Linked DNA regions of Mus musculus: region 2 is linked to region 1. A link is a loop called in an ENCODE intact Hi-C map of the cell type or tissue named here. Cell type or tissue: heart. All regions are shown on one strand. Region 1 holds the start of Btrc (beta-transducin repeat containing protein). Region 2 overlaps Btrc (beta-transducin repeat containing protein).

Region 1 (5,000 bases):
CCCACTGACAACCCTTCTTTGTTGTTTTGCTTTTTTTTTTTTTTTAAATAGGGTTTCTCTGTGTAGCCATGATTGTCTTGGAACTTGCTCTGTAGATCAGGCTGGCCTTGAACTCAGAGATCTGCCTTCCTCTACCTCCAGAGTGCTAGGATTAAAGTTGTGTGCCATAATGCCTGGTTTATTAGAAGTTATTAATGTAAAATTTCTAGTGATGGGCATAAAGTGATGGTGACAGCAGCTGTGACCAACGTTGCTACTTTTTAAAATACAGACTTCCATTTGTAGCCTAGGCTAGTGTGGAACTCAACTATGCAGATCAGGTGAGTGTTGAACTCTGCAGCATCAGCTCCAGACTAATTGGTCTTCCTTTAACCTGTAGAGTGAGTATATTTGCCTTCTGCCAAAACTAAGTTGGTCTAGTGAGATGGCTCAGTGGGTAAAGGCATTTGCCACCAAATCTAATTATCTAAATTTGATCCCTGGGACTTACATTATGGAAGAAGAGTAATAACTTTTTGTTTGTTTGAGTCCTGGTTTCACTATGTAGCTCGGGCTGTCTTGGAACTTCCTATGTAGACCTTGTGAACCTCGAACTCACCAGCTGCCCCCTTATCTCCACAAGCCAAGTGCACCTACGTATACACAAAATAAATAAAAAAGTAAAAAAAAAAAACCAACAAAACAAACAAACAAACAAACCCAGAAAACACCAACCAACCAACCAGAAAAAGAAAGAACAACAGAAACCTAACCAAAATTTGTTGTATTATTCCTAAGTACCATTCTCTCTTGGCCAATGATGTTCTCCTAATTAAAGATCTACTCCAGGTGAGGCACAGTAGTGGCTGTGGGTCATCATGTGGGTGCTGGAAATTGAACCCAGGTTCATTGCAAGAGTAGCAACTGCTCTTAACCACTGAGCCCATATACCCCAGCTTTTTATGTGGGTGCTAGAAACTTGAACTCAGGTCCTTGTCCTTTCATGGGAAGCACTCTTATCTACTGAGCCATCTCCCCAGCCCCATCTTGTCCCTCTCTTTTCTTTTGTATTTTTCAAGACAGGGTTTCTCAGTGTAGACTTTGCTGTCCTGGAACTTGCTCTGTAGACAAGACTAGCCTCAAACTCACTACATCAACCTGCCTCTGCCTTTGCCTCCTAAGTGTTGGGACTAAAAGCATGTGCCACCACACCTGGCCCATTTCTGGCTTTTTTTTTTTTTTTTTGGTTTTTTGAGACAGGGTTTCTCTGTATAGCCCTGGCTGTCCTGGAACTTACTCTGTAGACCAGGCTGGCCTTGAACTCAGAAATCCTCCTGTCTCTGCCTCCCGAGTGCTGGGATTAGAGGCGTGCGCCACCATGCCCGGCTCCCATTTCTGGCTTTTTATGGCCAAAGACACTACTTATAGATTTCACTTGCTTGATAGTCATTGAATTTCATTTATGTAACACAGGACTTTGATCTCAGGGTTAGCAATGGTAGTTCATACTTTCTGAGCGCTAAACTCAAGGTTTCCTGGAGTGAGTTCTATCTGTCCCTGGCTTGCTTGGGGAGAGAAAAGGCTCTTCTGAAAAAAAAGAGGCAATAATAGCTTAGGATGTTATCGGAATCTTGCATTGATGTTGAGGCTGCTGTTACATGCACACTTGGCTCAAGTCTCTAGGTCTCAATCTTTCTGCAGATGCCAGATGTATGAACTTTAGGAGGGTCTGGTTTTCTAAAATCACAATTAGGGAGAACCAAGGACCCTGAGTTCTCTATTTTCCTAGTATTTGGAATACAGAGGAAGCGCTAGTCGCCATCTTGCTATCAAATGCCAGGCAAGGAGCCACTGGCGTCGTTTGGTAACCACGGTGACACTCCGGCTTTGCCTTCTTAGAGACTGGAAACTACAATTCCCATCAGCCGACTTCCCCTCCGGGCTCTCGAGTGCTCTACATTTGGCTTGCACACAGCCGCGACTCTACGCAGTGACCCGTGGGAGTTGCTGTTCGCCGCGTAGCCTTGCCTTTTGCCGCTGGAGCCTCCAGAACTACAAGTCCCGTGAGGCAGCGGAGTGCGCACGCGCAGAGCCGCGGTCCTCCTCGGGCCCCCTGCCAGTGCCAGGAGGTAAAAAGAGAGGGCGGGGGAAGGAAGAGGAGGCGGGATCCGGACGCTGCGTTGGCTGCGGCCTGGCACGAAAGGGGCGGCCCCGGCGGAGAGCAGACCCAGTAGTCCGGGCGATTATGGACCCGGCAGAGGCGGTGCTGCAGGAGAAAGCGCTTAAGTTTATGGTGAGGAGATGGGTGCGGGCAGGGGACTAGTGGAGGCGGCTGCGTTGGCGTGTCGCTGAGCTTAGGCCAGGGTCACCCGCTCACCGCAGGAGGGGGCAGTGGGACTGGGGGCCAAGGCCAGTGGCGAGGCGGAGGGAGGGACTGGACCTGAGCTTGGGGGAGGGTGCAGGAGGGTACAGAGGGGACCCTGGGGTGGGGGCAGCAGCTCCGCCATCTTGTGGAAGAGAGGCCAAGTGACAGCGGGAGCTCATTCGAGGTGGGGGCTCCTGGCGGCGCGCGGGGCCCCAGAGGGAAAGGGGCGTGGGGACAGTTACTGAAGAGCGGAGGAACCCGGGTGGAGAGACGCCTGTGGACGCTGGCAGGGGCCTTCCCGGTGTCAGGGTTACGGGTAAGGCCTGGGAGAGGAGGTGCACTCAGGAGTGGGGAATAGTGGAGATAGGATAATGGCAAGACAGACACTGGGGGCAGGGGGAAACTGGGCAGGGCTGGAAACTGATGGCTGTAACGGCGAAAGTGGGAAAACCATGGCTGGGAGGCAAGTATTTTTGTAGGATGGGCTGAGAAGATAGCCTTTGCCTAAGGGCTAAGGGTGGAATCCCAGTTAGCTCTACTAATGTTGGCAAACTCTGGAAGAGGCCTCATTTAAGAAGATAAGGACTCAGACCTAGGGCTATGGTGACAGTTCCTGGGAGAGAAAGACAGTGTTGATTGTGAGCTAGAATTACAAATATCAGAAAGGAGATACGTGCTCTGTTTTGAAGGAGAGGGTCAAAATTATTTGTGGTAAGGACAAAGCGATGAAAGAAATGTAGTTACAGGTGAGTGGGGACAAGGTTAATAACCAATAAGAGAAATCAAAACAAAACTTGGGCCTTCAGTGGTGAGGTAGTAAAAAGTGGGGGAAGCCAGGTGCTGTATTGCTTTCTGTGAGAAGAAAGTCCTTGGAGAAATGAGATGTGAGGAAATTTCAGAGGAAGGATGTAGGGAGTAGAGAAAGTGAGATAAGTCGGGATTGGTGGTTGCCCGTGAGTTTTAGGTTGTAGTACAGAGTGAGTATTGCATTTTTAGGGTCTGTGTCAACCCCTTAGGCCCTGTTTCTGTAACTTTGTATGGTGGTTCTCCTTTGCTGTGCTTGTCTTTGGCAACCTTGACCAGTCTGATATTTGATGCTTTTAATCTGATGCTTTCTTGTATAGCCTAGGTGTAAACCAGCCTCTAGTTACATCTAAAGAAGGATGGATGCATAGATTTTTTTTTTAAGCTTAACAGGTGGTCTTAGGGATAATGCATTATTTTCAATCAAGTCTTGTGGTTTTTTGTTTATTTGTTTGTTTGTTTTTGTTTTTTTTCAGAAGTAATTGTAACCCATCTTTCAAATAGCATTCCTTGGTTGAATAGTTTTTTTGTGCCTTTGCCTAAAATGCCATAACAAATTTGATAAACATAGATACTAACTTAGTTGAAATTAGGTTTTAAATTGTCCCATTCATATTTATAGAAGCTGGTCAAATTTAACTTTTTATTTTGGGGACTGGAGAGGCTGCTCAGCAGTTAAGACCATTGCTGCTCTTCTAGAGGATGAAGGCTTGATTCCCAGCACCCACATGGCTACTCACAGTGGTTTAACTCCAGTCCACCCTCTTCTGGACTCCCCCCCCACCCCCCCACCATGTACACAGGTGAACAGGTGATGCACAGACATACATGCAGACAAAACATCCATACACGTAAAATAAATAAATAAATAAATAAATAAATAAATAAAGTGTATTAAAAAGATAAAATTTTAGCTGGGCTGTGGTGGCTTGGGAACAACACTTGGGAAGCAGAGGCAAGACTGATTTCTGAGTTCAAGGCCAGCCTTGTCTAGAGTACCAGCTCCAGGTAGTATGAGCTCTGGGACAGCAGAACTACATAGAGAACTTCTGTCTCTAAAAGCCAAACAACAAAAACATTACTTTGTATCCGTACCTTCAGAAACACAAGTTTGTCATTCACAAAATTCTATTGAGCCAAAAGACATTTCTTGAATTTCTGTCCTGTGTTGACCTTCTAAAATATTGAGACCCCAGGTCTGGAATTGTGGCTTGTACCTTATTCTCCAGTACTTAAGAAGTGGAGTCAGGCTGGGGAAGGTGGCCTACATCTGGACTGGTAGGTGGATCTCAGTTTGAGTCTAGCTTGGTCTACATAGTGAGTTCTAGGATAGCTAAAGGCACATAGTAAGAACCTGTCTGAAAAACACAAAAAAGAAAAGGAAGAGGAGGAGAGGAGGAGGAAGAGAACAAGCAGGAGGATGGTGAGGAAGAGGCAGGAGTATTGGCCAGGTGAAAGCCAGCTTGGGCTACATACGGAATTATACCCTGTGTCAACAGACCATAAACAAACAAAAAAACCAAACAAGCTAGCTAGGTGTGGTGGTGAATGTCTGTAATCCTAGCACTGGGCGGAAGGGTCAGGAGTTAAGTCTGCCAGGGCTACTTGAGACCCTGTTTACAAACAAGCAAATGAGCAGAGACCTTGAAATCTTGGGGGAGAGGATGGGAGTAAGTCAGTACTGCTTTTATGCCCTCAGCCAGCTTCCAGTTGTAAGTCAGAAAAGTGCTCAGTTTTGTTTTCCGGTTTCGAGGGTTGGCTCTGAAGAGGAACCTGCCATTTAATTAGATTTATGGAATAATGAGACTTAGCAATCATAAAGAGACATTGTGAGATCACCCCGTACTGCTGC
Region 2 (5,000 bases), 51 kb after region 1:
TTTAGTCCTTGCCACGTGGACTTCTTCAGTGTGACTGCTTGCTTCATTAAATCACGCAGGCCAAGCAGGCCAAGCAGGCTGTTCAGTCTTTAAGGTGATAGTTAGCTTTATGTAATCTAGTCATTGTCATCTATTCATATTTAAGATGATAGTTAGCTTTATGTAATCTAGTCATTGTCATCTATTCATATTTAAGGTGATAGTTAGCTTTATGTAATCTAGTCATGGTCATCTATTCATATTTAAGGTGATAGTTAACTTTATGTAATCTAGTCATGGTCATCTATTCATATTTAAGGTGATAGTTAGCTTTATGTAATCTAGTCATGGTCATCTATTCATATTTAAGGTGATAGTTAGCTTTATGTAATCTAGTCATTGTAATCTATTCATATTTAAGGTGATAGTTAACTTTATGTAATCTAGTCATTGTAATCTATTCATATTTAAGGTGATAGTTAGCTTTATGTAATCTAGTCATGGTGTCTCAGTACCTTTGCCAGACTCCTCGGATGGAGGTTTTAGGCCCTCCCCATACAAGGAGTGGGGTTAACCAAGGGCATGGACACTAGGAGGGAGAAGCCATCAGGAGAACATGTTAAAGTTTGCTTGCCACAATTGTAACCTGCTATCACTATTCATTTGATGTTTAGATTGTTTAACATTTGTTTACTCTTCCAGCTTTTCGTCTGTCCACTCTGCCATTTTGACGTGTCTCCTGATCTTTGAACACTTCAAGAAGTTGTTCCAAACTCATCTTAAATTTTTAAGGCTAGAGCTCTGGACTTAGTCATTGTTCTAAGGCTCTATTTAGAACAATCAAATGTGTTCATTTTTTACTAGATTTTTAGTAATAGGCATTCTCAATTGGTATTGTGTGTGTGTGTGTGTGTAAAGGTATGCATATACACACTTCATTTCTCAAGTTCTGTCTCATAGTATTATCTTCAGTTGTAACACAGCAATATACCATTGATTCTGGTTTTTTTTTTTTTCTTTTTCTTTTCTTCTTCTTCTTTCTCTGATAAGCCTGACTATTTTTCTCAGTCTCCTCCCCATCACATGGAAGTCTCCTTTACTTTTGGTTACTTGACAGCAGTGCTGCCTTCACCTTCTTTAAAACCTAGGTGTGAAACTGAGTTCTGGACTCTGTCTTTTCACCTCTTGCAGTGCCTCATGTGCCCTTAAGGAACCTTCCTGCCCCTTGCCCTGCCCGGTGTGGGTGTGGATTCTCAAGTCCTCCTGCTCACTGGAGTCTCGTCCCTAGCTCCATGCCAGGCCCATCTGCTTCCAGTGATGTTCTCATGCTATTTGGACTCCAAAAGCTTGTTTTGAGCCACTGCAGTCACCTAGCAAGAGGCCTGCTTAGCTCGTACTCACTAGTGACTGCTTCCTCTAATTGTGTAGAGAGGGAGGAGACCAGGAAAAGCTCTATCACTTACATTTTTTTTTTTAAAAGCTTCACTTTGGTTTTGATTGCTTGTTTTTTGTTTGTTTTGGTTTTGGTTTTTGTTGTGTTGTTGTTGTTTTTTGTGTAGCCTTGTCTGGCCTGGAAATAACTTTGTATACCAAGGCTAGCCTGAAACTCAGAGATCTTCCTGCTGCCTCTGCCTTTGAGTGTTGGGATTAAAGATTTGCACTACCACCACTTAGTGGGTCTTTATTGAAAGAGTTTATAAAGACCACTGACATTAGCCTAGGGGTGGGGAGGGAATGAGAAAGAAAATGAATTAGTGCATATGATTTTTAAAAGTATTTTTGGCTTTTTAAAAAAAATATATCTGAATACAGTATAGCTGTCTTCAGACACACCAGAAGAGGGTGTCAGATCTCATGACAGATGGTTGTGAGCCACCATGTGGTTGCTGGGAATTGGACTCAGGACCTCTAGAAGAGCAGTCAGTACTCTTAACCCCTGAGCCATCTCTCCATCCCCCATCCATGACTTTCAAAAATGCCTCCCCAGCTTTCTTTTTTGAGACAAGATCTTAGCCCAGAGTAACCTAACTTAGATTTTCAGCATTAAAGTGCCACTTTTATGTATACTTTTCTAGGTAGAATATTGTAGTTTAGATCCTATATTTACCATTTGCTAGGTACCCCGCAACTTTTGCTAATTGACTAACCCCCCTTTATCAGGGATTATACAGGTCAATAATTGTGGAAGTTTTTCATCTAACTTGCCTTATACTCTAGTTGACTTAATCTGTAAGTAGTGATTTCTCTCTGGTGTGTGTTTTGCATTGTTTTCTGATGATTAAAGACACATTTTTTTTTTGAACATTTACCATGGCCAGATTAATTGGCTTGTTGTTGTTGTGCTGTTTTGTTTGTAATAGAAGAAAGTTTATTTAGGCATTATGTTTTCAGGGGGTTGGAGTCCACAATGCTGCTGCCTATGTTCCAACACAGGCAGCAGGGGGCAGCCAACTAGGGCAGCCTCTGAGAGCTCACATCTTGAGCTTCAAGAGGCAAAGAGAATATTGGAAATTTGAGAAACCCCGTCTCAAAAAACCAAAAAGCAAAAAAAAAAAAAAAAAAAAAGCATGAATCATATCCCTGAGGAACAATCTGGGCAATCTAAGAGAGTAGGCAAATATATGATAACTTAGAGTAATATTGCAATAGAACTAAAGCCTATGTCTGAACATTTATAAACATTAAAAAAAATATTAATAGCACATACTGTCTAATCCAGTGTTATTTTTATACTTTTTCTTGTAGTTACTATGTGTGTTAGTTTCTCTCTTAAATAGAGTACAAATTAGGGGATAATATAGGACATTGCTTATCATACTCAAGGCTCTGGATTTGGTTCCTTGAACTGTGTGTGTATGTAAGAGAGAGAGACAGACAGACACACACAGATTGAAAGAGACACAGACAGACAGACAGGCATACAGACAGACACAGAAACAGACAGATGAGGCAGAGAGACTGAGAGAGGACAGGGCACAGAATTAAATGGTGTGTGAGCAGTGTGAGAGTGGGTTGAACCTGGAGGGACACACTGACGTCTCATGTCTGCCATTGCCATTTACTCAGTGCAGCATTCTGTATACAGAACAGTGATGACTTTTTAAATGAAACAATTTGGTAGGAAAACACAGTTTTTTTTAGTAAACAATTTCTGTCTGGTAAACTTTAGTGCTCTCCTGTACCTGCACCCGTGAGGAGTCATTGTATGGTGGATGAACTTGCCGCAGCTGTGGACGCTCGTCCACACTCTTACCAGAGCAGTGTGTAATGGAATTGGCATTCTTGGAAGCTGTTGGGGTTTGTTTTGTTTTGTTTTGTTTTGTTTTGTTTTTGAGACAGGGTTTCTCTGTGTAGCCCTGGCTGTCCTGGAACTCACTCTGTAGACCAGGCTGGCCTCGAACTCAGAAATCCACCTGCCTCTGCCTCCCCAGTGCTGAGATTAAAGATGTGTAAACAGACTTCTTAAATGTGGCTAATGATGGATTGGCAAGTGAGATGGCTCAGCAGCTAAGGCCTGACATCCTGACCAGGACCACACAGTAGACGCGCAGATTGATTCTCCCTAAGAGCTCCTCTGCCCTCCACATGTGCAACATGGCATACAAACTCTCTCACAATAAATAAGTAATTAAATAAATGTGATATTTGAAGGCAAACATTGACTTTGTAAGTTAGAGCCTGAGTGCCTTGCAAGGAATATGGAATACTGCATTTCTCTTGGCCTGAATTTTTTTAGTTGATATAGTAGTGGAAAGGGAATTCTTTACCATGGCTTAAGGATACATAAACTCTCAATGCAGCTATCTTTTTATTGTTGATTATTATAGCCTCTATTACTCCTAGAAGTTGACCAACAGGGACCTGAGTTTAGGAGATTTTTGCCATTCAGCTTTCATATAGTGAATGCTGAGGCCAGCCCTTTGCCTGCAGGGCCTTTATCATCGAAGAGGATGGGGCCTTACTTTAGGAGTCAAGTGTGGGGGAGGGGTGAAGATTCTCAGGGATCTCAGGGTGGATTTGAACTTTGATAGGCACATGATGCTGAATTCTTGAAACACCAGACACATTTTGTTGCAACATATCAGTCTCTTTATTTTCTCATTCTTTGATTTAGTAGAAACCTGTTTAGCACCTCCCTCTATTTTGCATAGACTTTTTAATTTTTTTAAGATTTATTTTTAAATTATGTGTGTGTGTGTGTGTGTGTGTGTGTGTGTATGTGTATGTATGTACACATGAGTGAGGGTGGAGGCACAAGATTATGGGTAGAAGACACTAGAAGGAGTTAGATTTCCTGGGCTGGTGGTTGTAAGCTCCCTAATGTGGGTGCTAGGAAAAAAACTCTGGCCCCTTGCAAGAACGGCAAGTACTTCTAACTGCTGAGCCACATCTCCAACCCTTCCTCATAGAAAGATCATTATATATTTCTTCTGTATATGAGAGTTTTGTCTGCTTGTGTGCCTAGTACCATCACAGGTATCAGGTCCCCTGGAACTGGAGTTATAGATGGTTTAGAGCCACTATCTGTGGTGCCCAGGACCCAAGTCCTTTGCAAGAGTAATGAATACTCTGAACCCAGGAGCCATTTCTCCAGCCCCTCATTCCCCACATATTAGATATGTTTTAAAAGCTGACGAACCTGTGTAGTTGAACGCATTTTTTAGCTTAAATAAAGTATTGCAGTCTTTACTTTGAGTTTTATTTTTACTTACTGTGTTTTTGTGCATATTTGCATGTGCCATGGTGTCTGGGGATGGAACTCAAATTTTCAGACTCCTAAGGCTTGCTCACCAAGCACTGTTACTTGCTGAGCCATGTCCTTGGTCTAGCTTTCTGCTGTAATGCCAAGGAGAGTCATTCAGGGTGAAGTTAGATAGAAAATGAGCTGAAGGAACAGGCCTGTGCTGTCCAGAGCTGTGTTTACACAGGATGAAATATAATCTATTAACTGAGGCTTTGAGTTTACCCAGGAAAATCATTTAAGAAGTGTGCCATTCAGGAGTTCTTTAATGATTAGTAGA

Evidence for each region. Peaks named below come from ENCODE experiments on the same cell type or tissue, not always from the same donor. Only the 100,000 strongest peaks of a DNase experiment are listed, where the experiment ranks them.
Region 2: it touches region 1 in a loop (1.9-fold over the local background); 3 of 42 quality-filtered maps call a loop at or near these places.

Annotation. Positions count from the first base shown.
Region 1 is chr19:45,361,615-45,366,614 of GRCm38, forward strand. Btrc (beta-transducin repeat containing protein) reads left to right here and starts at 2,120. Exons shown (of 15, transcript NM_001037758.2): 1 at 2,120-2,272. The coding sequence starts at 2,225. In heart, a CTCF peak has its summit at 2,510 (motif pointing left); a DNase peak (open chromatin) is centred at 2,087; H3K4me3 peaks cover 2,123 bases; H3K27ac peaks cover 1,625 bases.
Region 2 is chr19:45,412,904-45,417,903 of GRCm38, forward strand. The region is part of intron 1 of Btrc (beta-transducin repeat containing protein); the gene reads left to right. Among named protein-coding and RNA genes, the nearest start is that of Btrc, 52 kb to the left of the region's middle. In heart, a CTCF peak has its summit at 2,404 (motif pointing right); a DNase peak (open chromatin) is centred at 1,308.